Linked DNA regions of Mus musculus: regions 1, 2 and 3 are each linked to region 4. The links are chromatin loops, found by intact Hi-C in ENCODE. Cell type or tissue: heart. All regions are shown on one strand. Links, peaks and the distances in the headings refer to the core of each region. The heading gives the core; the rest is flanking DNA.

Region 1 (8,172 bases), core at 1,686-6,685, 360 kb after region 4:
TTCTGTCACTGCTCTGGGAACCTTGATCAAGGGCAGGAAGGAGCACCTGCCTCAGGTCTCAGTGTGGATGAGGGAGTAGGAATGGAGGAGAAGCCTGGGTTTCCTCGGTACGTTGGCTCAGGATGCTTAGTCATGCTCATGCTCGCTGGACAAAGATAATCATTAAAATTGCAAGTCAGTGCTTCATATGAGAGGTATTGTGAGTTCACAGCCTCAAGTGTCCAGGCAGATCTTCTTCTGTCAGTGGAAGGACTTGCGTTAGGATTTAAGACTGGAATGATGACATTGTGGGGGTGGGGGTGGGGGTGGGGGTGGGGGTGGGGGTGGTGCGTGACCAAAACCAGTGCTCAGTCTCAGTCTCGGTTTCGGTTCTGGTGTTAGCAAGTTGTCAGGTTTGGGGCTATTGACGCTGTGACAGTCGCCAGGGAACTTCACAGTTTCATGTGCACATTTCTGTTGCTTCTACACACAAATGAAGTTTAGACAGAAGAAACCAAGAAACAGAACCCCACTAAACAGACTTCCTGCTCTATAGCACAGCTGTCTGCTTTGACCCTACGGCAAGAACAGAGCAGATGCACACACAGGTGTGTGTGTGTGTGTTCTTGTTAATCACCATTGAAACTGAACAGAAAGGCTGCATTAGAAATGCAAGATAAAACATCTCCATGCATTAGGGGACAGGAGAAGGAAAATGCTTGTGATTTGAGGTTTGTAGATCTCTGGTCTGTCTATAGATGTGGGTGAAGTCTATGCTTCAGGGAGCCTTCCTGTGTCATCCCACTTCCCAGGCCACCAGCACACTGCTGAGCTTGAACCCCCAGCATACTTGCAGGCTGTGTCTTTGGAGAGATCCAGCCATGGGTTGAGCATCCGGCTTTGGGAATTGCCTGGTCTCTGATGAACGTCTGTGGAACTGGGGCAGGAGAAATGATTCTGTCTATAAAGTGCTTGCTGTGCCACAGTCTGAGTTCAGATCGCCAGAATCCGTGTAAAAAGCTGGGTGTGGTGTCTTGTTCACAATCCTAGCACCATGAAAGTAGAAATGGGAAGTCTGCTCGCCCAGCTGAATCAGCGAGCTCCAGGTGCCAGTAAGAGATGCTGTTTAAAACCAAACTAAACCTACAAAAAACAAGGTCACCTGAGGAGAGACACTGTGCTCTATAGCCTCCTCTATACACACACACACACACACACACACACACACACACACACAGACACACACACACACAGACACACACACACAGACACACACACACACAGACACACACAGACACACATACACACACACATACACACATACACACAGACACACACACACACACACAGACACACACACAGACACTCACACACACACACTCACACACACACACACACACACACACACACACACACACACACACACACATAGACAGACGCACATGCGCAGGCAGGCATGTGCGCGTGCGCATGGTATGTGGAAGTGAAACTGATCCATGATGGCTTCTGTGGCTGTGGTTGCTTGCTGCTGGCATCTTTGTCTGCAGTCTCTTAGAGCACACACGGTATCTGAGTGCTTGCACTAGGCACTACACTTCACTAGTCAAGATGCCGGAGCACAGGCCGGAAACTAAGACTGACTTCCGATGTCCCAACTAAGTGGCCTTCCAGAAATCACAAGATATCACTCGGCCTCTGTTTCCACATTGGTATTCATTAGGAATCGTACGTATACCCGGTAAACTATGATGCTAGACAGCTAATCTTATAGCACCCGACTACTGAAATGCATATGTGAAAATGCACTTGTCTGTGAAGAGCTACTGTGGGCCAGGACGGATGCTAGCCAGGTGTGAGAGTGCCAAGGCCAATCCACAGGGTTCTCTCAGGGACTTCCCGTACACCACAAGCTTCTGGCATATCCAGTGAGGGTCTAGTTCTGTCTTTAGAACCAGGGTGGCATGCTTGGAGAGAGTCACATAAAAGCTGGCATTCAAGTGTGGTTTGATGGTTTGGGTCCATCCAAGTGGATAGCAAGCTTCTTGGCAGGAGGGAAGGTTCTGAGGTGACACAGATGTGGTGAGTCGGAGACTCTAATCTAAAGTTAGTGTGCTGAAGCAGAGAGAAAGAGAGGGTGCAGGGCAGGCCTGGGGGAGCAGTTGTGGCCCCTCCAAACACAGACACAGGGGAGCATGTATTTAAAGGCATTGGGAAGCTACTTGGGGGTTCTACCAGTGTCCCTTGTCTTTCTTGGCTGCCGCCAAACCTTTCTGTTGCATGTCGGCTAACAGGATAGCCTAGTTTTGCAGACAGAATCTGTACCTTATTTTCTAAGCTACACTTTGTGTGACAGCACCCCCCCCCCCGGGCTTGAAGAGGGGAGTGTATTATCACAGAGATGGCTGCAGACATGTGCTTGCTCTGTGGTGCCATTCACGCACAGTAGCTAAGCTGTGGCTCTGCCTAGGCGTCCATCAGCAGAATAGATTTGTTAATGAGAGAGAGACACACAGAGGAGCTTGACTCAGTTACAAAGGGAATGAGGTAGACAACTTATCATCACCATCATCACCACCACCACCATCATCATCCGTCCTCATCTTAGCAAAATGAGCCAGAAAGTCAAACAACACATGTTTTTCTCTCTTATGAGGATTCTGGATTTTTATAGACATAAAACGTAAGTGTTTAAAAACATCCGTAGTGGGGCTGGAAGCATGTCTCAGTAGTTAAGAGCACTCACCACTCCTCCAGAGGGCCACTTCAAGTCACCTGTAACTCCAGCTTCAGGGCATCTGTCATCTCCTTCCTGCCTCTAAGGTCATTGTACTCATGTGTACATACCACACACAGACAAACACATACCCATAATTAAAAATAAAATAAATCTTTAAAGAGTACACGCAGTGATGAGTTTCAGAAAGACATTAAAAAAGCAAACACAAAGGCCAGTGTGTCTTGAATATGCCCTATATTATGTATGTAGATATACATTTATGAATATCTATTTATGAAAATATATTCATATATGTCTTTATGTATAAAATTGGAAGCAAGACTGCCTGGGAAAGAGAGAGGGAGAGACTAGTGGGAAGGGGAGGGGAAGAAGAGAGACTACTTGGCCTAATCCTACATGATGTGCATACATGCAAATGTGTTCAGGACACCTGCTACTATGTGCAGTGAATACACAACACTAATAAATACCAGTAAGGGAACCAGGAATGTGAATTTTGTTCCATCATGCTGGCATGTTGTAAATTGTGGCAAATACTTTACGTATATCAGCCTCACATGTTTAGGGAACAGTGACGACACAAAACAGCCAGGTAGGAGGCACACAGGGAAAGGTGATCAGCACAGAGCTATTTAGGAAGAAAAGGAAGTACCAAGAGCTAAGGAAAAGAACGAAAACCAAGAAAATACATCAGTGCCACTCATTTTGTAAACAAGAGTGGTTTAAAACTCAAAGAGGTAAAGTCATTGATGTGTAAATCACCAAGTCCACACCTCTGACCGATGGCCTCAAGGCTACAGGTAAACAATCTGCAAACAAATACCTGAAAAATGCAAAGGGGACGCTGGCCAGCAGGAAGGTGGGCAGGCCTGAAGACCCAGTCGATCCTGGTACATCAAGGCATTTCTTGGGGCACATATGCGAAGACAAGGAAAAAAAAGATTTAAAATGCAGATGTCACATGGAAACAAAAGGCCAGAGACTTTCACATGGTAGAAATAGATTCCTGTCTCCGTGGGTCCCAGCAGGTGCTAGGCTTCATAGTGATACCTCCAGTACGATTTGGAAATCCCATGCTAGGCTTTGGGGTGACATCTGCGGTCTAAAGAGCTGTGCTGCCCAGGTGCCTGGGCGAGGGCGTGGTTTCCATGGAGAACAGGCACGGGGTTGGGGGGTGGGGTGGGGGGTGAGGAGGCACAGGAAACATGCTCACTCAGTAGCCGGGGTTGGAAATGTTTGGGATTGAAAGACAGGATCATTAGTTGGATGCGAAAGTGGAGCACAGTCACCTACCATAAAAAGCACTCGAGGTTGCTTTGGTCACTCTGGGCTCTGTTAACTGCGTGGTGGCTGATGCAGGCAGCTTGGAGTTATAGGGATGTGGAGGGACGGAGGTTTTCATCAGAAAGACGGCTGTCGGGATGTAGTGGGCATGAATCAGACTTAGAGAACAGAGACTTGTGCATGGGAGATGAAAGTGTGCACGCTGACACAGGGTGAGCTGGACCAGTTCATCCCCCGTGTTTTACTTCATGGTGTTGCAGCATGGCACAGTTGCACTAACAGAACCCAGAAGATGCTCTTGCTCTGGTACCCAATATATAGTGTTGATTTTCCTCCTTGAGGAAGCTGACTCTGGGAACAGACTATAAATAACCAAATGGCTAAACAAGGGGATCCCCTTCTCCCCAGAGCCGTGTGGTGCGCACTGCACAGCCCTGGTGTTCAAACGCTTGGCTTTGCGTCTACAATCGGGATGCCATGGCAGACTTCTAGAATGTGGAGGAAGTGTGGCCCACTGAGGCTCTGATGGGAACGTGTAGCTCCCAGGATTCCAGGTGCATCTTTCTGTTGTTGAAGCACCACAGTTTGGGGTAGTTTGTTATAGCAACGACAGGTAGCAACTTTCCTAATGCATCTTCCCCCCTTGCTTGAGTAGCATCGGTGTTCCAGGCTGCAGCCTCTGCAACATAGTCCTCGTACCATTACAAGTGACTAGTGACAGCATGGCACTGCTGAGCCCATGGCTAGTCACCAGTGCCCCCTGCTGAGGTCATGCTGTAGCCCTGTCTTGGCAGTATCGGTGCTAGATGTGGGTGCCCAAGAGCATTTAATCTACACTGAGCTGTGTGAGGGACTAGGGTTGGAAAGAAGAAATAAAACGGGTATTTGACATTTTTCTAAAAGGTGAACTTTTCGGAAAATAGAGCAGAAAGATATTTGAGAAGAGCTAGCAACGTGTCTGTGCATGTGTGCATGTGTGTGTGTGTGTGTACATGCATGTGCAGGTGTCTGCACATGTGTGAGTGCCTGCACACATATGCACAGTCTCTTAGTCTTCACAATCTCATAAGCAGAGGAAATACTTATACTTCTAACATGTTCCTTCTCTGCTAGTTCTATGGGTGTTGGCCTTTTCTACTTGGTTGGTGGATTGCAGAGCAACACTGGCAGCACCCCAAGGTTCACTAATACATTTTATTAACAGTCATAGAAAAAGCCAACTATCATTGTAGACACCGCATTTATAGTTTGAATCATGAATTTCTGATAAATGCTGTCAAGAACTTGGTTGAATGTGTGTGCACATGCTCAAAGGAACCTAGCAGTTCTCTCCCAGCGTGGATTCAGCAACAGAAGGCAAAATGTTCACTTGCTCTGCATTGGACACACAAACACACACACACACACACACACACACACACACACACACATACACACACGTGCGCGCGCACACACACGCACACACCACTTCGGATACAGAAATAGTTCTTCAACATATTGATAAGAGAACGGTTTCTTGTGTTGGCCTTAGCTCATAGCTAGACTCTCTGATTCAAACACCTCTGCTTAATGCAATGGGATGCCTCTTAACTCACAATCTTGTATTTTTTAAATTCTCAAGGTTTGCTTATCCAAGGGGACAAAATACAGAAGGCCCATGTCAAACTAACAACATTTTACCGAATTCTGGGATGGCACACTTAGCCTTCCTTAGATGGCTCTGCCCACTGTCAGGACACAGTTAAGTCTGGAGCAGAGGATTGTGGGTACAGGTGTAGACCTCACCTTATGACACAGATATGAACCACGTTCTGAAGGGATGGGGGAGGGCCCACACCCATCTTTTCTTTTCGTTTTTTGTTTTTTGTTTTTTTTGAGACAGGGTTTCTCTACAGTTCTGGCTGTCCTGGAACTCACTCTGTAGACCAGGCTGGCCTTGAACTCAGAAATCCACCTGCCTCTGCCTCCCAAGTGCTGGAATTACAGGCATGCGCTACCACAGCCCGGCTCATCCATTTTTCCTTAAATCTTCTACTTGTGTTCACTCTTAAGTCACACATCTGAGACAGACAGGCCAGGGCACACTAGCTTGTCCATGACCGATGAAGATCAATGCTAGAGGAGATACCACATCCAGGGCCCCCAGCTACTGGGCTTAGCACAGACCCTAGGTTCCTGCCAAGCATCTTCCCTACTCTGCAGGATGGCAGCCAGGCTTGCTTAGCTCATCATCCACAAAGACATCAGAAATAGAACACGGGAAACGTTGACCCCTTTTCTGGATGCTGTATTCATTAGCTGGAACTGATCGCTGTGAGCTTCAGTGTGAAGACCACTTGTTCTTCACCCCCTGGGCCCCTCCATGGTTTTGTTTATTCAGTTCCAAGAATAACCGGGCATGTGTGGAATTGGCTGATTTTTCTCTCAGTGTTTAAAATCATCCATTCAGAGCTAATCTTTAAAGGACACAGGGGAAACAAGGGAATGAGTATTTCAAGTTTCTTTAACATGTCTCTCTTGGTCCAGAGAGGGGAAAAATGTACAGCTTTAGAACTTCCAGAAAGTTCTATTTCCAAAAGCCCCCAGCGTTTTAAGTGTGCAAAGAAGGATGGTGTGGCAATGTTAGTCTCTGCTCTGGAGCCTTCACTCATTAAGCAGAATGTCCTGGTAGCACTTATTTAACTTCTCTGTGCTTCCGTTTCTTTTTGTCTCGAAGGAAACACTCTGTACTGTTTCCAGTCTGTCGTCAGCTGTAGAGATGCCATGTTGGATGCTGTTAGAGAGAGGGAGAGCAAAGCGCCTCTTACATCAGCACGGCTGCCTCGGGTCTTGTGAAATGCTGCTCCCTTTGCGTGGCAGCTTGGCTCTCTCTCTCTCTCTCTCTCTCTCTCTCTCTCTCTCTCTCTCTCTCTCTCTCCACCCCCATCTGTGTCTGTCTGTCTGTCCCTCTCCCTCTCCCTTTATTTATTCCTTTCCTAGGCAGGAAGTACATTGACTTGAGAAGTAAGGAGCTGAAGGTTTGGGTTGTGCCTACCTCCACTAGCTCTCATCTCTCACTTTAGTCTAAAACACCATCTGTTTGTGGATAATCCCGAATCTCTGCCTCTAACACGGCATCTCCCAAGAAGTGCAGACTACAGGCCTGCTTGCCAGCTCTGTATTTCCAAATGGCTCTTACTAGACACCCAGGCTTGCTAGGCCAAACCCATCTCCCTGGGGCTGGATTTCATGAAATTCTTCCTGTCTCAGTTGGTAGCATTGCAGTTCCTTGCATTTGGTCCTGGAACTTGTCTTGGCCCCTCTTTCCCTAGTAGTTCTCATTGGATTTTTTACCACAATAAAAGTTTCAAATGACACCCTTTACTCACCGCAACTCCTGAATCTACTTGAACCAAATTCAGAGTATTCTTCTCTATCTAGTTATGAAGTTGAAATAACTATGAAGGGCCTTTTCCTGCCTGGTAACCAAGGGATTGGCAAGCCACCTTGGAGAGTGCCTGTGGAATTACTGAAGGTCAGAACAGTGTTTTCTATGAATCGACAGACTCCTGGTCTCTCATGGTTACACACAACATTCATTGCAATCAGATAGACTGGGAAGAATCTAGATGCGTGTCCCTTGTGAGCACAGACGATATGTAGAATGTGGAGAAAGCCAGCTGTCTCTGCATAGAAGACAGCAGCATGGCACCATGGAGTGAGTCAAGCAGCGTGGACCAGGAAAACAGGGTCCAGGACACAGCACAACATGGGTGTCTTCACACTGAAGTCCCGAATCTCTCAAGGATGCAGTTTAGGCAAGGATAGTCAGCAAACACATCTGTCCTGTCCGAGCTTCGGGTCAGAAAAGACTGGGCCACTGAAAATAACCCAGCAAAATGAAGAGAAGGATTCTGGAGGAGTGCAGCTGCCAAGGTTGCTGGCTGACCTGGCCTTGCCCCGTGCTGACCTGGCCTTGCCCCGTGCTGCTCTAGGGGAAGGCAGGAAGGAAGACTAAGTCATAGAAGGACAGAGACGGTCATGGTGCAGTCTCAGTCTCACACAGCCCATTCGACCCAGCACTAACTATGCCTCCATCCTTCTTGGGAAACTCAGTGACACATGTTAGAGAATCGTATTGTGAAGACTGCCTTCCACAGAGCGGTACATCTTGATGAGAGCTCCTCCCTGAT
Region 2 (5,000 bases), core at 1-5,000, 770 kb after region 4:
AATGTTCCCCCAGCCAGTGCTCTGCGGGGGTCCTGGAGGTGCTAGGTGTCTGGAACACAGTGAGAAAGCTGGACCCTACTCTGCTCAGACCCGCGCACTGTGATGCTGCAGCAGACCCTGCTTTGCTGTTAAAGCAAAGCTCATTCCGAAATCCACATTTTAAAAAAGCAAAAGTAGTGTTTTCATCCCTGGTAGACCTGGGGCAACATCTTCTAATCAAAAAACAATTTAGTCCTGAATAAAATCTCATGTGTCTTCCTTGACAGATGCATAATGGTTCAAACTGCCGGGGTCTCATCTCAGCTTCGAACATCGATGGTGAGCAAGGTTGGGCCAGGTCTGGGTTTTCACCACCACATAAGTCATAAATAAACGTCTGGTTCTCAGAGCGTTTTGGGTTTGGGAATAATGAGTAAGTCATTAAGGCCAGATCCCCACGTCTCCAAACTCACAAGCTAATGCATGCCAAGCCCGGATTAGTGTTGAGCTGTGTTCTGACCCAAGAATGACTTTCTCTTTCCATGACTGAAGTGCACGAGCCCACTAGGAGTCGGCAGGCTGATCCGTCTCACTTAGTAACGTGTGAACTTCAGTACAACTTCCCACAACTGAAGCCACCACCAGTCAGGCAGTGGAGGGGCCTGGAGGGCGGTCAACCATCCTCTCCCTCAGAGACTGGGGCTTGGTCTTTGTGGCCATGCATAAAACATGGTTTGATAAAATCAAACGATACAGTGTCTGCCCTACCTCCCAACAGCTTGCTCTTATCCAATGCTCTGTTCTAAGCACCCTCAGTGTTTACTCTATTTTTATGTAGAAGTGCTTCAAGTAACCATGATAAAATTACAAGGAAGCACACACCCACCCTGGATCATGTGACCTTTAACCTTTCCAATCAAATGTGATTTCCCCCCACTAGAAATCTCACGAGAAATTCCATTTATGCTAAAATATATGTCTAACCCTCTTGTGTAATCCTTCTGACCCCTAGCTTATTGTGTGACTTCACCCTTAAATTTGAACAGTGTTTAACTGTCCAAAGCGTGGTGAGGGGAGGGGAATTAAGAAATGGTCAAGCACACAGTTGAAATGAGGTGGGATCACTACCGACTTGAATACTGTGCAGATTCTGACCCAAACCACCAAGGATGGGACAGCCAGGCATGTTCACATTAGCTTGGCACGTGCCAGCTGCTGACCTGGCTGGCCGCTGCAGCCCCTGGTCAGCTCATCCTCACCATGGTGACATCAAAGGTGACTCTCTACTGTTACTGAGAATCAACAGAGCCCTGTAGGAAGCCATCCTCGAAGCACCCAGTGTCAACAACAAAGCAAGAGATGCCTCCGTGCATAAAGAGTTCACGAGTTTAAAGCTCATGCAGAAATCTCGCTGATTTAAGACACGGTCACGTGATCCATGCAAATGCACTGGTTCAAAAGTCCTATATATAGCTGCCTATTGATGCTGAGGGTGGAGTGACTCACAAAGTCTTGCGATACCACCTCAAAAATATTATTCAAGCAAAAAGCTACACAATATAACTTGTCTGGAAACTTAGTTTTGAATAAAATTGCGTAAGTCTTCCTAGACAGATGCCCAATGGTTCAAGCTGCCAGGGTCGGCATCTCAGCTTAGAACACGGGGCAAGCATGGGCCAGGTCTGGGTTTTCACCACTCCTTAAGTCATAAGACTTATAAACACAGGTTTACAAGACCCCTCTGCAGTTTTCACACACAGGTCTTATAAACCATCAGATTTTCCCTTGCTTAAAACCGTGTGCCTGAACAAATGCTGGTATGTCATGGAGTCATGGAGAGTCACCTTTAAATGACCCTGAAGTTTTTCTTTACCTTGAAAAAAAAAGTCTGAAATGTCTTCAGATTCACCCCAGCCCTGCAGTTAACGACTCAGCAGAGAACACACTTTCCTGGGAGTTAATTGCTCAGCTCTCCTGTGACAGGTGCTAGCAGCCATCACAAGTTCAAACCACGGTGAGGTGACTCAGCTCTCTGAGCGCAGGTGAGAAGCAGGTCACCTGCTCACAGTCAAATGACTGCTTTCCAGCACAGTTCGAAGCCTGACCTCTGCTGAAGAACATTAGGGTGCCGTCCCACAATCCTCTCCATCATCAGTCAGCCAGGACGGGGATTAAGAGTCTCTTCTTCGGGTTTAAAAGCCTAAGTTTTCTAGAGGCTAAACCCAGCAGGGAGATCATTTAAAGTGAGCAGCAATGACAGCATACGCTGCTTTCATTAAATGTCGATTTGCAGGAATATAAATTATATTTATCTCCCACATATGACACTGTGTGCACAAAAAATGAAATGTTATTTACGTAAGAAATGTGGGGCAAGGAAAAGAAAAACACGGGAAAAAAAGTGTAAGCAAAAAGAATGAAAGTTTGGTTTGGCATTGGTTGGCTGGGCTGGTTTGTGTCCCTTTGAGGTGTGGGGAGAGCGCCCTCTTGTGGGATTCTCAGGGCATGCATTCTGCCTAGTCAGAGCTTGATAAAGGCTAGAGGTGCTTTGGTAAATGCTGTTTTCATGAACTGGAGGGATGGGTGCCCACCCCTGCCCTGAGCAAGCTCTGCAGTTAGGCAGAGGTGCTGTGCTCTAGCGAGCCTTCCTGTGCTGTAAGCAGAGATGTGTGTATAGGTGGACTTTAGTACTGATGTAGGGTCTATCTGTATCTGTGTGGGATTTAGAATACCTTATAGCATGCACATAGCTGAAGTTAAAGATGCATCTGCTGCACGGATTCTAAAACCACAGGCAGAGACAGTGCTCGTCCTTTAGAATAACGGTCACAGAAGGCATACTAAGTGCAAGGGCCCTGCAGTCCCTGGACTGCTGCACATGCCTCTTAGTGCTTCACGTAGATAACGAGCTGTTGTGTGTGAGACAGGCTGCAGGCTGTGGTGGTTTGCACACTAGTAAGACACAGCCTACTTCATCAACATCATACTTGGCTAGTGTGTGTGTGAGAGGGGGGGAGCAAGCAGAGAAGGAGAAGGGGACTGTGTAAATTCAGATGAGGTTTGTTTAAGACAGGGATCAGCAGGTTTGTGCAGAATATGGGGTAAGCAGATACATCCTGCAGCACACAGGGGCTCCTGTCCTCATATGAATAGCACCCACTAGCTATTCATAATGCACGCTAATAAGACACTTGCTTTGTTGCAGGGCACCGAACTCTTTGTGACTCCTGACTGTCCCTGCTGGGGCTCCTCACAGAGACACCACAGGTTCATGGCTTTGTATCAGTTTAGGGCCCTGCAACATCTCTTCCAAGAGAGACAAGCATCTGATGTAGCCTGTGCGTGAAGTCACCGTTATGCTTCCTACACACTCTGATCACATGCAATGGCCCCTTGCTGTATCTTAACACCACACTTTCCATTGAAGCCCTGGGACAGCTCTCAGTTGACCAGGATGCTGCCCCCAAGTGCATGTGAGGACTCAATAGGTGTCTGTATGTCAGGAGCCATCTGAGGTATCCCTCTCTCATCTCAGAGTCATCAGCTACCACGCGGCTCCCTGACCTGGTTATGTATCACGGAATCACGCCGGTGACCACACACTCGTTTATCACAGGCTTCCCCACAGGAATACAACAGACTAAGCCAGAGAATTTAGCATAGTGAAGTAGAGATGAGCTGGAGACCCCACGTCCCAGCAGCCTCTGCTCTGGGTACCATTCACTCCTTATAACTTCTAATTCTCATCCAAACACAAATCTGGTACAGTGCCATGTGGGGTCTGGCTGGCTTCTGGTAGGAGAGAGTATGTAGAACCAGTGTTCCTCAGGAGACCACCTTTGTGACTTCACGTGTCACCAATGACTGCATTTCCCCAAAGCTTTGACCTCCCATGAAGAACAACCACCCTTGATTTAGCACTGAGAGTCCTCTCTTTCTTGTGTAAACCCAGTGACTATTAGCTACCCGCACCATGGCCCGACACATTACAAGATGACAGCAGATCAGACAGTGTTTCCCAAACAGCATCCGCATGCTTACAGAATGCTAGGATTTTGTCCTCCCATCTGAGACACAGTAAGACAGTCCAGCATATTAATAGATAGCTCAGCCCTGACAGTGGCCAACAGCCTTCCTTGGGCATATGAAGACAATTTGAAGCTGAGAATTGTGCTTCCAATGTTCAGGAAACTGTTATAAAGCCTTTGATCACTCACCGGTGTGCACAGAAGTTATTAAGGTGAAGTCCACATTTTTCTTCCGAAGATAACCCGTCCATCAACCAGGAGAAAATCAGAAAGGTGCCCTGGCCGGGAGGCTGAGCCACAACCCTGGACTTCTCCAGCATGTAAGTGGAAATTCTGGCTGGTTGGGAAAAGAGACAGGATTCTGTTAAATGGCATTGTTAATTCAATTTCCATAAATTTACATGTTAATTAATTATAAACCATGACAACAAAGCTCCTTTTCCAGCACAGACATTCAAAAAAAAAAAAAAAAATAGAAGAGACTTTATTTTCTACATTAGTTTAGGCCCTTCAGAGACACTCAGCCCAAGGCATTGGGAGTTCAGAGCCCTGACCCCTGCTGCCATAGCCTATATGGTCCCTGGAAGCAGCTTATATGATACTTGGTTAAGTCTGAGGGGCTGGTGCTGGTCTGTGCTCATCTGAAAAGCTCATGCTTTATGTAAGAGCTCACTCTTCGTCTAGCAATCCTATCTATCCCTTTAGAGAAACTTATCACTGTGTGCAAGATCTACCCTTATTCTATGACACAGGATTCCCTCTGTCTTAGTCATGGTTCTCTAGAGAAACAGAACTGAAAGAATGAACACACACACACACACACACACACACACACACACACGCATACATTTATTGCAATATATTTATTATACAAATATATTTAATACATACATTCATTAGGATGGCTTATAGGCTATCGCCCAGCTAGTCCAAAATTGTCTACCAATGGAAGGTTCAAGCAAGAATACAGTAGTTGTTCAGTTCATAAGGCTG
Region 3 (5,000 bases), core at 1-5,000, 610 kb after region 4:
TTTATAAAACGCCAAAGAACATTTCTTAGTGTAACTGACTAAAGTATGAGGTTTCCAAACATCGGAGAATTAGAAACACTCAAAGTCGCAGCCACCTCTCCCAAGTACAGATACCTTCGTTTGATGCAGGGAAGTCATGAAGTTAGTGAAAGGACTCCTTCTTGTTAGAGACATACTATACCTGTGGGTATGGGGACAGCCACAGGTCTGTTGAGAGAAGAACTGTTGCCCAGTTCCTCTTGGAACTTAGTTGTAAGTGGCGACCAGCTTTCTTTGAGGATACCTATCTCATCTCTCCAAAAGACTTCCTCATTTGGACACTGAGGAAAGTGTAGTGTTAATGCAAGATGGTTCCAGAATGCAAGGGAACAATGCTTTCTGTGCCTAAGAGGGAAACTTCTGTGTGAAGGGAGGCTGTGGATGGGTGCAGGTCATAGAGAAGATTCATACAGCAGTGAACTGTGTGCTGTCTACAGCCTTAGAAATATTCATGAGCCTTGGAGCTACCTTTCACAGGCACCAAGGAGCATGCAGACACCCAAGTACATCACCACAGAGAGCGGCATCTGGGTGGAAGGAAACCAGAGCAGCCACGGACAAGACAGCACAAGATCTATCCATGGGCAAGAGGCCGGGGAGATGCCTCCTATTATTTGAGGTCAAGATTTGCATGAGGCAGACTAATTCCGTGTGGTGCCAACTCATTTGAATGTATCGGATTAAACAACAATAACATTGGAATTTCCGCTTCAAATTTCACACCACCAGTGGAGAGTAGGCACTTGCAGACAAGGAGCATGAGTAAGCAGACACCAATCCTGCTGGTCAGCCAGGAAGCGGGCGCCATCTTGCTTCTCATTGCTAAGCAGTGTCTAGGGTACAGCATTGTACCTGTCACAGAAGCATCAACGCTTTGTAAAATGTTGAATCAAGATACCGCCGCTGCCTTTATTTTCCTGCGTAAGACAAGATGGAATGGGGAATCTTGTTGGGAGTTTGTTTTTTGTTTTTAGTTTAGTTTAGTTTTGTTTTGTTTTGTGGCATGCAAACTGCTGTGGTTATACAATGAATAGTGAACCCTAGCTTCCAGAATCAGCCTTGTTGTGGGTAGTGGGCACCCTATGGGCCTAGACTGGGTGCAGTGACTGTCTGAGGTAAAGACACTTAAGAATATACCTTTCCTGTTGAAGAACGTAAACATGAGGTATTTATAAATATTAACAAAGGTTGAGCCCCAGCGTGCACTTCCAGTTCACCCAGTGATGGGGAGTGGTGTGAGAAAAGAAAGACAAAGCATCCCAGACCACAAGGTACTTACTTGTGTAACCTATTCCCTCCAGTACACTCAAAACCTTCCACAGGCCAACTTTAAAGCCCTTCTAAAACAAACAGTATTCGAAAATAAAAACACGGTTCTGTAAGATTTAATTTATAAAATACAGACTTCCAAACTCAAAATATTCTTTATCTGAAATGTTTATATAATCGAGTAGAATATCAGAAACTTATGATGATTTCTACTTGGATTAAGCAAGCCTTAAATGAAAGTGCTACCAGGCTCTGGATCTAGGAAATATCTGTATATCTATGCCTCCGTCTATATTTAAGCCTCTATGTGCCTCTTGGCCTCTACAGAAGGTAGAGCTTCCATACAGTAGTCAACCCAGCTACTGTATGGAAGACATGTTATAGTAGTCTTCTGCTGTAATCATTTCCAAGTACTTGTTTACATCTGGAACGCTCTGGATTCACGGGGTCAGGGAATAATGAAATGAGTGTTGTGCTTTCGTTGTGTTTTAAGGGAATAACTTGTGAATCAAACTCATCTTAGCTCTGTCTGGCTCCCTTCTACTTTTCTCCTCAGACTTCTACCACACGCTGTATTCCGTGGATACCCCATCTTCCTGGGATCCTGTTCAGTGACTTTCAGTTAAGAGTCCATAAAGACAAACATGCCGGGAACTACCACTCAGAGCAATAGCGCCTCCTGGTGTCCTGGCCAAGCCTCCTTTGCCATTTGAAAAGGGCCTCACATTTTCAAAGGAAGCAACGAGAAATAATTAGCATGGTGATTCTCAGATCATCAGAAGAAAACCCTGTGGCAGTTAGCTGAAACTTTAGCTCTTACAGGGCAAAGGCAAATAACTATCTGGTCATATTTCACCTCAATGGCTTAACTGGTCTAATTCTGTCTCTGGAATTTATAGGACTGTTTACCTGTAACCCGAAAAGTACATATTCAACAGTCTTGAGTTTTCTCACCCAAGCTCTGTGACTGTTACTGTCACACGGAAGCAATAAAATATGTATTTAACCCCTCTACCCCTGGTCTTTTCTCAGGCAGCATCAAGGAAAGAATTGTGGAAAGAGCTGTACTGGACAGACCCACTGCTCTGTCAGGCTTTGTAGAGGAACACTAGGCAAGCTTATCTTTTCTCTGAGCCTCTGTTTCCCCACCTGTATTATGGGCATATTCGTAGTAGTTAACTCAGAATAGAGTGTGGGAGCAGCAGGCTGTTAAAAATGGTGCCTGAAGCCCCCCACTGCTGTTAGTCCAACATGGCTAATCTTTTCAGTCAGGTCTATGTGCCTCTCCCCACCCCCAACTCTGTGTTCTGTATTATTAGAATGTCCATGATTATTTAGCTCACAAGAAAAATCTAAAGCCTGGAATGTTGACTTGTGCCTGTTAAATCCCACCACTCTGGAAGCTAAGGCAGGAGGGTTGCCATAAGTTGGAGGTCAGCTTAGGCTACAAATTGAGACTCTGTCTCAAAGATAAACAGAAAGTGAACTATTTTAATGTACACTGTTATTCATGAAATCCTACAAGGAGGTCTCCAGAATAGTCCTGGGATAGAATTATATACCAGAGAACCGACCTTACTTCTGTACACAATTTCTCCCTTACTATTGCATAACACATTTGTGTTCAAAATACCTGCAACGGGAAATTCACTGACAGTTTAGTGCTCTCCAAGTCACCATGCTAAAAAGCAAAAGAAACCCTGTGAGCCCACTCTGCAAAACGTGCGCGCCAATCTCCAAGCTTCACAGCCATCCAGGTATTAATGGGAGCTACCACTGATGCCTGCCAGAAGGGAGACTTAGCCACACACTAGATGACTTTAGATATAAAAATGTCTTTCAAAATAAAGATTCAAGAGAAGACGATTGGGAGCCTGAGCTGTGATTCACTATGAATGGTAACCCCGGGGATCCCTCAGTAGAAAGTGGATTTTCTCTCCTGAGGATGAAACCCTGTAAGCCTTAATAATCATGTAAGCTGCTCCAGCACACGGCAGGGGCATTAAATCTCTCCCTTCCCTATCTTACCATAACCCTTTCACAGTCTCAGAGATCGCCCTGCTCTATCTCAGGGGAGCATGTCACACAAGCGTATAAACCCATTTCCCTCACAGGCTTGGGAAAATTCCATTAAGTGTATGTTGGGAACTCCTGCATCTGGGTGGGAACAGCCGAGGCTCATGTCATTAAGATTCCTGATATTACAGAAGTGATCATAAATGCTTCAAAGCAGCTTTTCTTTCCTTTTCTTTTCTTTTCTTTTCTTTTCTTTTCTTTTCTTTTCTTTTCTTTTCTTTTTTTCTTTTCTCTCCTTCCTTCCTTCCTTCCTTCCTTCCTTCCTTCCTTTCTTTCTTTTTCAGATTAGAATGTATTTTGTGAAAACTCGAAGTGGGGCTATAGATATGCTACAACTTTTCAGTTGCAATGCTGGCTGGTTGATATGACCTGGGGGAGGGAGCAGGTTCACAGGCCATGCTTGGAGGCCTGCCATGCCCCTCATCTGTTCTGCTGCCTTGAGGTTTCCCTTTGTTTTGCAGAGATCTATTTTGTTATTTAGCTTTGTGTCTGTGTGCATCTGTGCTGTAGAGGCTACGGGAGGGCTCTAGATGCCTTGGTGCTGGAGTTACAGTTGGCTGTGAGCTTCCTGATGTGGGTGCTGGAACAGAACCTATATCCCCTGGAAGAGCAACAAGCACCCTTAACTGTTGAGCCATATCCCCAGGCTAGAAACCTCCTTGAGGTTTCTAAGTGATAAGCTCTCCCTAGACTTATATGGACTTCACTGCTTTTTGACAGAGAGGAATCTACCCAGTTCTGACCTATAGAAAGGCATATTTGGTGGGACTTTTAGTTCTAGCTTTTAGCTAGAACTTTTAGTTCTAGCTTCAAATAATATTTTTGACCTTATTTAATGCTTTCTTTTTAGGGTCCATTTTGGTTGTTGGGATAAAACATGACTTGTAGAATTACAACGTTTTGTTGTTCCTTACCAGTATACTTTCATTTACTAATAGCCTATAATTAAGGAGAGATTGTTAGTTAAACAAACCATTAGGCACCGAGGCATGGCTGGTTATTTATCTCCTTGTCAGAGGTCCTAAGCTTTGGCCTACTTTTTTTTTTTTAATTTCTTTTCATTTTTTTTCTAATTTTATTATGTACGATCCTTCTTGCATCAAACCAGGGGAGCTAGAATATTTATGTATTACTCCTTGAAGAATGAGCAAATTGATGAATGCACAAAACACTGTGCTCTGGGTCCCACTTCTATAGTCAGTTCCTGTGACTGCCTCTGAGGAAGATGCCTCCTGTCTACAGAGGCTCAGGCACCAGGTGTCTCCATCTTCAGTGGGATGTGGGGCTCTAGCTGATACACTTCTTCTTGGAATAGTGAGATGCCTCATTTCTTCTCCAAAAGATAAGAGTATTGAGAAGATATTTTGCAAAAGAATAATATATATATTCATTCCTCTATGGCTTTTGGATATGCAAGCGCAGCACACTGAGCATGGAGGGATGAAGGAGATGTGGTGGTCTCCACATCAGAGACTGTCAGAGCATCCTCAGAGACTGGTGCTGCTGGCTGCATTCCTTGTTTGCAGAACACAGGGTGTTTCTTACTGCTGGCAGCTGCCTCTAGTTGCAGCAGCCTAACCCTCAGCTCATCAGAATGGTCAGAGACTGCAGACAGT
Region 4 (8,172 bases), core at 1,465-6,464:
GGTTTGTGCCTTTCTTCTGTGTCGAAGCCTTTCTGCTCTTGGTCATGGGAGCCCAGTTGCTGGGGTAGGTTCCAGGCTGCACTTTCTGCTCCGCGTGTGGGGTGTATGTTGATGCCTGGTCGCCTTTGGCAGTGCTGTCCAGGTCTGTCCTGAGAGAGCTAATCTAGAGGAAAGCTTACTAGATCCTAGTTGTGGAGCCTCATCTGCTGGGCCCAGGTGAGGTCCTTGTTCATGACATGGCTAACGACAGTGTATGGAAGTATGCTTGATGGGGGAAGGCACAGGGTGAGACAGGAGGCCAGAGAAGCAAACATGACACCGGTTCTTCAAATAACAGCCCATTCTTTTGGCAGCTAAATCAGTCCAATAGATGTACATCGATTCCTTCTTTGATGCAATTACCTTCTGCTTCTGGCCTCCTTTCCAAGACTTTACCACCTCCCATCACCACCACATTTGAGGACTGAGCAACCTAGCACCACCATATTTGAGGACTGAGCAACCTAGCACCACCACATTTGAGGACTGAGCATCCTAGCACCACCACATTTGAAGACCAAACATCTCAACATAACCACACTTGAGGACAGACAGAGTATCCTAGCACCACCACATTTGAGGACTTAGCATCCAATTTTCCCTGGAGAAAATCTCTGTCTAAACCATAGCAGATTTGAGTCATTCACATTCCGGACATCTACTGGCCAGTCCATGCATGCATGTGAAGGAAGGGATGCAGATGAAATCAGCTTTCAAAATAGGGTGATGTGTGAAACTGGAGCAAATGGCTGAACTTTTGCCCTTCTGTTCTGAAAGGATGCTTTTATTTAATGTGTGTGTGTGCACGAGCACGCATGTGTTAATTCAGAGACCGGAAGAGGGCATTGAATACCCTCTTTCACTCTCCACCTATCCGTTTGAGGTGAGGTCTCATTCTCCACCGGTCACTGTGTTTGTTTAGCTAGACTGGAAACCCACGAGTCCCAGCAATCCTACTTTCTCTGTACTGATGGGATGCCTGGCTTGTTCTATGGGAACTGGGATTTGAATTCTAGTCCTCATGACTGTGTGGCAAGCACTCTTAACCACTGAACTTTCTACCCTACTAAAACTCCCCACTCCTCTCTAATGCTCGAGAGCACTGCGCGTCCCTGATTTAGTTGGCGACTCTGCCAGGGCTCTTCTATCTCCACGTGACTGCTGGCTCTCCTGGAGCAGCTGTCTGTTGTGGATATCACTACACACAACACGTATTCTCTGCGTTAACTGGGGGCCCTGTCAGCTTCATACCAGATCCCTCAACTCCTTAGATCACCTGCTCATCTCGTGTCTGACTCCAAAGGCCACTGTGTTGTAGTCAGGGCACTAGAACAATTGCTATTTAGATACAAGTCTTACAGGTTGTGGGCACATCACCGAAACGGTGTGCTTGCCTGGAAAGAGTATTCCATCCCTTGTACTGAGAGGAAATAGATTCTGGCTCTGCCACATATAAACTATAGAAGAGGCTGGGGATCTGCACGATTTAGGTCATTTTTTTTTTTATTTGAAGTTTTTCCAAACCAAAATCGTAAGTTGGGAGGAATCTACAGGAAGAGAAAAGCTAGCCCGACTGCGCTCCCTCATCTAGCCTTTCTGCACTCTGCCTCCATCCTGTGCTTCAGTCCTTCCTCCCACCCATCTACCCGGCACCCACCTACCCAGCCATTATCTACCTCCTCTACCCATGGCTCCTCCCACCCACGGCTCCTCCCACCCACGGCTCCTCCCACCCACGGCTCCTCCCATACATTCCTCATCCATCCCTCTCTTCTTCTGTCTGTTTTATCGTCAGCATAAACACTCGCTGTGTTTTAGGTATGAGGAACAGGGGGACTAAAGAACACCCGTCCTTTACAGTGCTCCGTGTAAGAAGCAAGTCATCGGAGAACAAGCTTACGACCCGTCAGATGTGAAAATTAGGTCGAAATTAAAAGTACAGTTATGCAACAGGAAGAGATAGACCAGAGGGTTGGGTTGGGAATGAAATCAAACACTTGCCTACTTCACAGTGTCCCCACGAAGAGGAAAAGAGAAAAGAGGGTTAGCTGAGGATTACATCCGGGCTCTTCCTTCACACCAGCCTGAACTACATTCTGCATCTTTTTTTTTTTTTTTACAAGTTTATCAAAATGGCTTTGAGACGATTCTGTTGTTTGTCCTCACTTGTAGTTGAATGATTTACTCTGATTTGATTCCTACAATGCAAAGCTGCATTTCATGCTCTTGGATTTAAGATGGCCTTACCACAATAGTTCAAGTGCTTCAAACTGGGCCCAGTTTGAGGGTTTTGTAGTCCTCGGCCTTCGAAATTCCAGATCTGAGAGATCCACAGGTGACACTTGGAGCCCCTTGTCCTTATTTTCATGATCAAGTTACTTGCATTTGGGGGGCTATTCCGATGTTGGCTTGAGAGAAGAAAATTACACTTGTGTGTGTGTGTCCCCAGTTAATCTAATGTTCAATTTGGCATCCTCTTAGTTTACAAAGTAGTAACTCCCCCCCCCCCCTTACAAAGTCCAGGTCACATGGATTTGGGATGTGTGTGTGTGTGTGCCTGCCAGAGAGAGAGAGAGAGAGAGAGAGAGAGAGAGAGAGAGAGAGAGAGAGAGAGAGAGAGAGAGAGAAATGGTGACCCATTGAGAGGTATCCACTTTGCACTTGAATTTAGGTATCTCAAGTTCCCTCTTCTTTTTCCCTACAAATCACACCCAAGATAAAGTTTTTTTGTTTTGTTTTGTTTTGTTTTGTTTTGTTTTGATACATTAGGAGAAAAACTCCTCCCCATCCTCCATCCTCTGGAAAGCAAATTTTCCTATCTATGCCGCATAGCCGCATAGATGGCAGCATAGCATCTGTGGGTGCTGGTGTGGAAGGCTCCCTGGGCTCTGAACTGCAATGGAAAACAGCCCTTTGATCCTCTCTGAGCCATGGTATCGATTGTTAGGCTGCTCCATTCTGGAAGATTCAGACTCCAAGGCGGTGGGAGCCAAGCTCTGCGGGTGGAGGGCAGGCAGCATCCCAGACATTTCCTCCCCCCTCCCCCCCCCACTGTTGTGAGGAGAGCTGCGGGCTAGTTCAGTGCCTTGTGGGCTCACACAGCTCTTACCAGTTCCTTGCTGGCCCTCAGGACTCATAAGTTGTAACTGTAGCCCAGGAACAGGACAGCTGAGCTACCCAGTCACCTCTGGAGTTTGCATCCAAGCTCCAAGGGCTTGAAGGGGTGGGGGTGGGGGCTCTAGAGTGTGGATCGCAATTCCCACGCGGGGGAATGGGTCACTTGTGGCACTTGCCGCAGGGACATGTCCCGGGACGAAGTCTCCTGTGACCACATGGCACAGGATATTGAGAAGAGCGTGTTCATTGGGGGACAGTGGCCTGTCCTTGGGGAAGCACAGGAACAAATGCGCGCGTGGGGACCCAGTGGCCTGCGCGCTTTTGAACAGGGGTTCACGGTGGCGCGGATCTGCAGCCCCGCGAGCGTTGTGTCGCAGCTGAGTCACCTCCCCGCATCCCCCGCGTGGGGAGCTCTTCCTCTTACACCCCACTTTGAGCTTCCTGAGCTGCGCGGGCTCGCGAGGACCATCCACCGCCTCACCCGGAATAGCGGTGCACACCCGCACCACCGCGCACTTGCGGCGCTGAGTCACCGGGAAACTGAGTCACCCTCCCGCCACCAGGAAATACCTTTTTTAGACTGCCAGTCTGAGCGGGGTTGCGGGTGACTTCGGAGATTCGGTTCCTGCTGATCATCAACTTCCCGCGGAGGCGTGCAGGCCTGTTTTCCATTTTCCCACGCGATTCCCTTGGCTTGTTGCTGCGGGCAAGTTTGGCACAGCGTGTACCTGGACGCCCTGCGGGGACCAGCCAGCTTGCGGATGCAGTTGGGAACTTAGGGCGGTCGCTATGCGATCATCACATCCCAGTGATGGTCCTTACACACCGATGACCAAGTTGCCGCCCAGTTTGAGGGCATCTATGCTATTTGTCAAAATCACCTGTAGGTGGCGCCCTTGTCCACTTGCTATCGCGCTTAACCCTGGCAGAAGGGTTAAGGGTCTGCTGTGCATCAGGAAGCCCAGAAGAAACAGAACAGGGTTTGTGAATTAAAATTGTGAAAGTACAGTGAGAATACAGTAAGGATGACTTGGCCTGGCCTTGTGTGAAGGGTGAGGAGTGGGGAGTTCTGGGAGAAATCACAGCGGCAGTGGAGGCACGTTCCTGAGCGTTGGGTGTAATTTCATTTTGCATGAAAAAGAGGAATGTGGATTTGCAACAGCTTGGTAGGACTTGAGTAGGAGCCCAAGGGACTAAGGACCCTTTCCCCAGGGGAGAAGGATTTGGGAATACGGACCCACAGCATCAGTGCACAGGGTCTCATGGTATGACTCCGAGAGAGGGAAGTGTTTATGCCAAACACAGCTCCTGGTGCAAAGAGTGCAGAGATGAGCCAGCACCTGGATTTGTTTATTCATGTTACCTTGAACGACATGTTCCGCTGTGGACCGGTGACTTTAGTAGTCACAAACCAAAACAAAGCCATAAATAAATCAGTGCATTTACAAATGCTGCTGGGGACATCTGGTAGGGGTTATAGCGGACAGGGAGCTCTCTGCTGTCAGTTTCAGATGCTATCTGGTAATATTCTTAGCTCTGGTGCCAGGGAAGCTGAGAGTTTGCTAAATAGCATCTGAAAGATTCACCAAATGGTCCCAGGGATGCCGGATGTTAGATCAGATATTAGGCTGGCATTAGTAGATTATAAGGGGGGCGGGGGCTGAAGATAGCCCAGGTAGTTTGGGTTCTCTATAGTCAGAACTTTCTATCAGTCAATTAATCTGCTGATATTTAACAGATGTTCTGGTTACAGGAGAAGGGTGCTTGCCACACCAGAGGCCAAGAAAATGGACATTGTTGTGTTTGTGTGTGTGTTGTGGTCTATGCATGTGTGTGTGCATATATGGAAGCCAGAAGCGACTGCTGGGCGTCTCCTTTATCAGTGTCTATCTTCTCCTTTGAGACATGGTCTCTGGAGAGGCTCATCGATTGTCTAAACTAGCTGTTGGGCAAGCCGCCAAGATTCTCCTGTCTCTACCATCCAGTGCTATATTACAAGTGTGTGTGTGTGTGTGTGTGTGTGTGAGAGAGAGAGAGAGAGAGAGAGAGAGAGAGAGAGAGAGAGAGAGACCATGCCCAGCTTTTGACTTGGGTCTTGGAGATCTGAATTCAAGTCCTTATGTTTTCAAAGTAAGCGTTTTACCGACGGAGCCGGTTCACCAGCTCCCGCTGTGAGTGTCTCATCATTCTTAGAGGTGATGCATTTGTACCACAGGTGGGCTTAGCCTCTGGCTATGCACCACCCCCCATCTATCCTTCCACACCTGCCCTCTGCACAAGGGTCTCCTCTGGGGAAGGGGGCTCTAGCCCAGTGAAGCTGGGAAATATGATCTGTGAGGACAAGGCAGGGCTGGCTGTCCAGAGTGGGGGACCTGGCAGTAGGGAGTTCTGACAAACTTTTCCACAGAACCTTGAAGATTCAGGTATCGGAGACCCCAGAACACCTCGGCAGGTGCAGAGCACAGCTCAGCTTGTGCGGCTCAAAGGAGAGAAATCTTTTCTCTTCACCATTGCCTCATCTGGTACTGGGCCCCAGAGCATCCAGGGCCCTAAGAGGAGGAAGGGGAGACACAAGGTGGGTGTGGCCTTGGGACCTTCCCTCTGGGCACTGCTCTTTCCTTTGCTCTGTCCATCATGGCTGGCAGCTCTGTAAGCATCAGCACTTCTTAGACAGAAGTGTGTGGGAAGGGCTGGGAGGATGGGTGTTGGGACAGAGCTTGCTGGGTAAGTGTGAGGGCTGGAGTTTGGATCCCAGAGTGTGACAGCTCACATCTATAATCCTAGTACTAGTGGACTAGAGACAGGCAGATGGGTGGGGTTCCCTGGCCAACCAGTCTAAGCAGTCAACAACAGTCACTCCAGATTCAGTGAGGTGGTGGACTGGGCGTGACCGTACACACTTTTAGTCCTAGCACTCGAGGCAGAGGTATGTGGTTGCTGGGAGTCTGAGGCCAGTCTTGTCTTTGCAGTAAGACCCCATCTCATTAAACAAACAAACAAACAAACAACAAACATACTTGGACACACACATGCACACACAGGCACACATATGCACACACACACACATGCACGCACGTGCGCGCGCACACACACACACACACACACCCCAGATGGAGATCTATAGAGGAAGACATCTGACACTAACTGCAAGTTTTTCACACGTGTATACATGGTGAGTGCACCCCTCCCTCCCCCGACATAATGATTGTGTGAAGTACAATTGAAACTTTGCATCATAAAGACTGGGGTCTTACCGAACAGCACTGTAGCAGTGCACGAGCCAAGATGGTCTTGAGGGCCTGGTGTTGAGAGCTGCTTGTGGCTGTGGTGGTAGAAGCAGAGGCTGTTCATGTCTCAGTGGCTATCCGGATTATAACCCTTCATCTGCTGGTGAACACTTCACATGCAAAAGGTTCCACACCTTGTCACACAACAGCTGAGGCCCAAGAGCTCATGCTCACAACATACTGAAGGCATGTCACATTGAGGCTACATCAGTGGCCTTTGATCCTGATGCAAATCAAGGCAACATCTCCAGACAGGAACCCTGGTAGAACATACCAACCTACCCACAAACATTTTGACTCAAAGCTTATTCTGTCCACAAGAAATGCAGGGATTGGCTATGGAACAGAGATTGAGGGAATGGCCAACCAATAACTGGCCCAACTTGAGACCCATCCCATAGACAAGCACCAATCTCTGGCATTATTAATGACACTGTTATCCTTGCAGACAGTAGTCTAGCATGGCTGTCCTCTGAGAGGCTCCACCCACCAACTGACTCAAACAGATGTAGACACCCGCAGTCAAACAGTGGATGGAGCTTGGGGACCCTTATGGAAGAATAGGAGGGAGGATTGTGGGCCCCAAAGAAGATAGGAATTCCACAGGAGACCAACAGAATCAACTAAGCTGGACATTTGGGGCTTTCAGAGTCTAAATTGCCAACCAAAGAACATACACTGTCTGGACATATGTCCAGGCCTCCCTGCACATAGGTAGCAGATGTGCAGCTTGGTCTTCATGTGGGTCTGGGATAACTGGAATGGGGGCTATCCCAAAAGCTGTTGCCCGTATGTGGGATGTGTATTTTTTAGCTAGGCTTCCTTGTCTGGCTCCAGTGAGATAGGAAGCGCCTAGCTTCACAGAGGTTTAAAGTGTCAGGGTCAGGGGATACCCAGGGGGTCCCCGCCCACTCAGAGGGGAAGGGAAGAGGAGGTGGGGAAGGGCTGTGGGAGGGGGTGACCAAGAGGTGGGCCGTAAATGGGATGTAAAGTGAATAAGTTAAAAAGTAAATACATTTTTTTTAAAGGCCACATTTCAATGGAGGTGGGAATGATAAGTCCAGGGCTCTTCCAGTAGGAAGGAATGAGCATCTGCAGTAGATAGAGGAGAAGGTGGATCTTAGCCCACTGAGGACGGTGTCCATCTACCCAGATTACCCTTGAGACAGTGAGCTCCCTCCTCAGTTCCCTGAGAGCCTCCCCCGAGAGTCTGCCTGGGACGCTGTGCCTGGAATGACTGGCTGGGTGGGAGAGAGAAGCTTGCACAACTCTGTAGTGTTGGGCACAAACTGGAGCTCTATGGAAGACACTTTGGACCAAGTGTGACAGGTGAGGCTTTGGGCTGTGGTGCCCTCTGTCAACTCTAGTAACAGCTGTGGCTTCCAGAAGAATCCAATGACCCCGCGCTTCTCCGGCTGGTCTAACTGCTCACCTCTTGACATTGCCAGCGAGCTGGTTATAAATAGAAGCTGGACACGCTGCTTGTGTCCTGTTGCTAGGTGATCCCGATGGTTCCTGTGACATCATGTCCCTGGGAAGCCAACCTTCATCGCTGTCAAAATAGCTCCATAAATAGGCCAGTGGGCAGGAGTGGTGTTCCAGTAAATTCTGCAGTCTGCCCCTGCCTTATCAGGTAGTGTTCAGGAGCTGTTGGTGACACAGTTCGAACGTTGTCAGCCAGCAACTGTCCAGCCAAGTGACTGCTTGACCTAGAAACAGGGAGTCTGGC

Evidence for each region. A loop is a pair of places that touch in the nucleus more often than their neighbours do. Peaks named below come from ENCODE experiments on the same cell type or tissue, not always from the same donor. Only the 100,000 strongest peaks of a DNase experiment are listed, where the experiment ranks them.
Region 1: a loop joins it to region 4, with 4 times the contacts of the local background. A loop is called at or near these places in 12 of 42 quality-filtered maps.
Region 2: a loop joins it to region 4, with 10 times the contacts of the local background. A loop is called at or near these places in 25 of 42 quality-filtered maps.
Region 3: it touches region 4 in a loop (10-fold over the local background); 40 of 42 quality-filtered maps call a loop at or near these places.

What each region holds. Positions count from the first base shown.
Region 1 is chr8:10,824,337-10,832,508 of GRCm38, reverse strand. No RefSeq gene overlaps it. Among named protein-coding and RNA genes, the nearest start is that of Gm32485, 11 kb to the right of the region's middle. In heart, for the core only: a CTCF peak has its summit at 4,763 (motif pointing left); a DNase peak (open chromatin) is centred at 4,728; H3K27me3 peaks cover 493 bases.
Region 2 is chr8:10,412,487-10,417,486 of GRCm38, reverse strand. Myo16 (myosin XVI) reads right to left here. Exons shown (of 35, transcript NM_001319151.1): 16 at 4,197-4,344. It overlaps Gm51561 (a long non-coding RNA gene), which reads left to right. Exons shown (of 3, transcript XR_003947504.1): 2 at 267-318; 3 at 3,185-4,198. Among named protein-coding and RNA genes, the nearest start is that of Gm51561, 15 kb to the left of the region's middle. In heart, for the core only: a CTCF peak has its summit at 2,465 (motif pointing left); no DNase peak of the experiment used is centred there.
Region 3 is chr8:10,571,273-10,576,272 of GRCm38, reverse strand. All of the region lies in intron 32 of Myo16 (myosin XVI), which reads right to left. Among named protein-coding and RNA genes, the nearest start is that of Gm32330, 100 kb to the left of the region's middle. In heart, for the core only: a CTCF peak has its summit at 1,995 (motif pointing left); no DNase peak of the experiment used is centred there.
Region 4 is chr8:11,183,573-11,191,744 of GRCm38, reverse strand. It overlaps Gm15418 (a long non-coding RNA gene), which reads right to left and starts at 4,016. Exons shown (of 3, transcript XR_003947509.1): 1 at 3,727-4,016. In heart, for the core only: no CTCF peak of the experiment used is centred there; a DNase peak (open chromatin) is centred at 4,004; H3K4me3 peaks cover 1,333 bases; H3K27ac peaks cover 3,471 bases.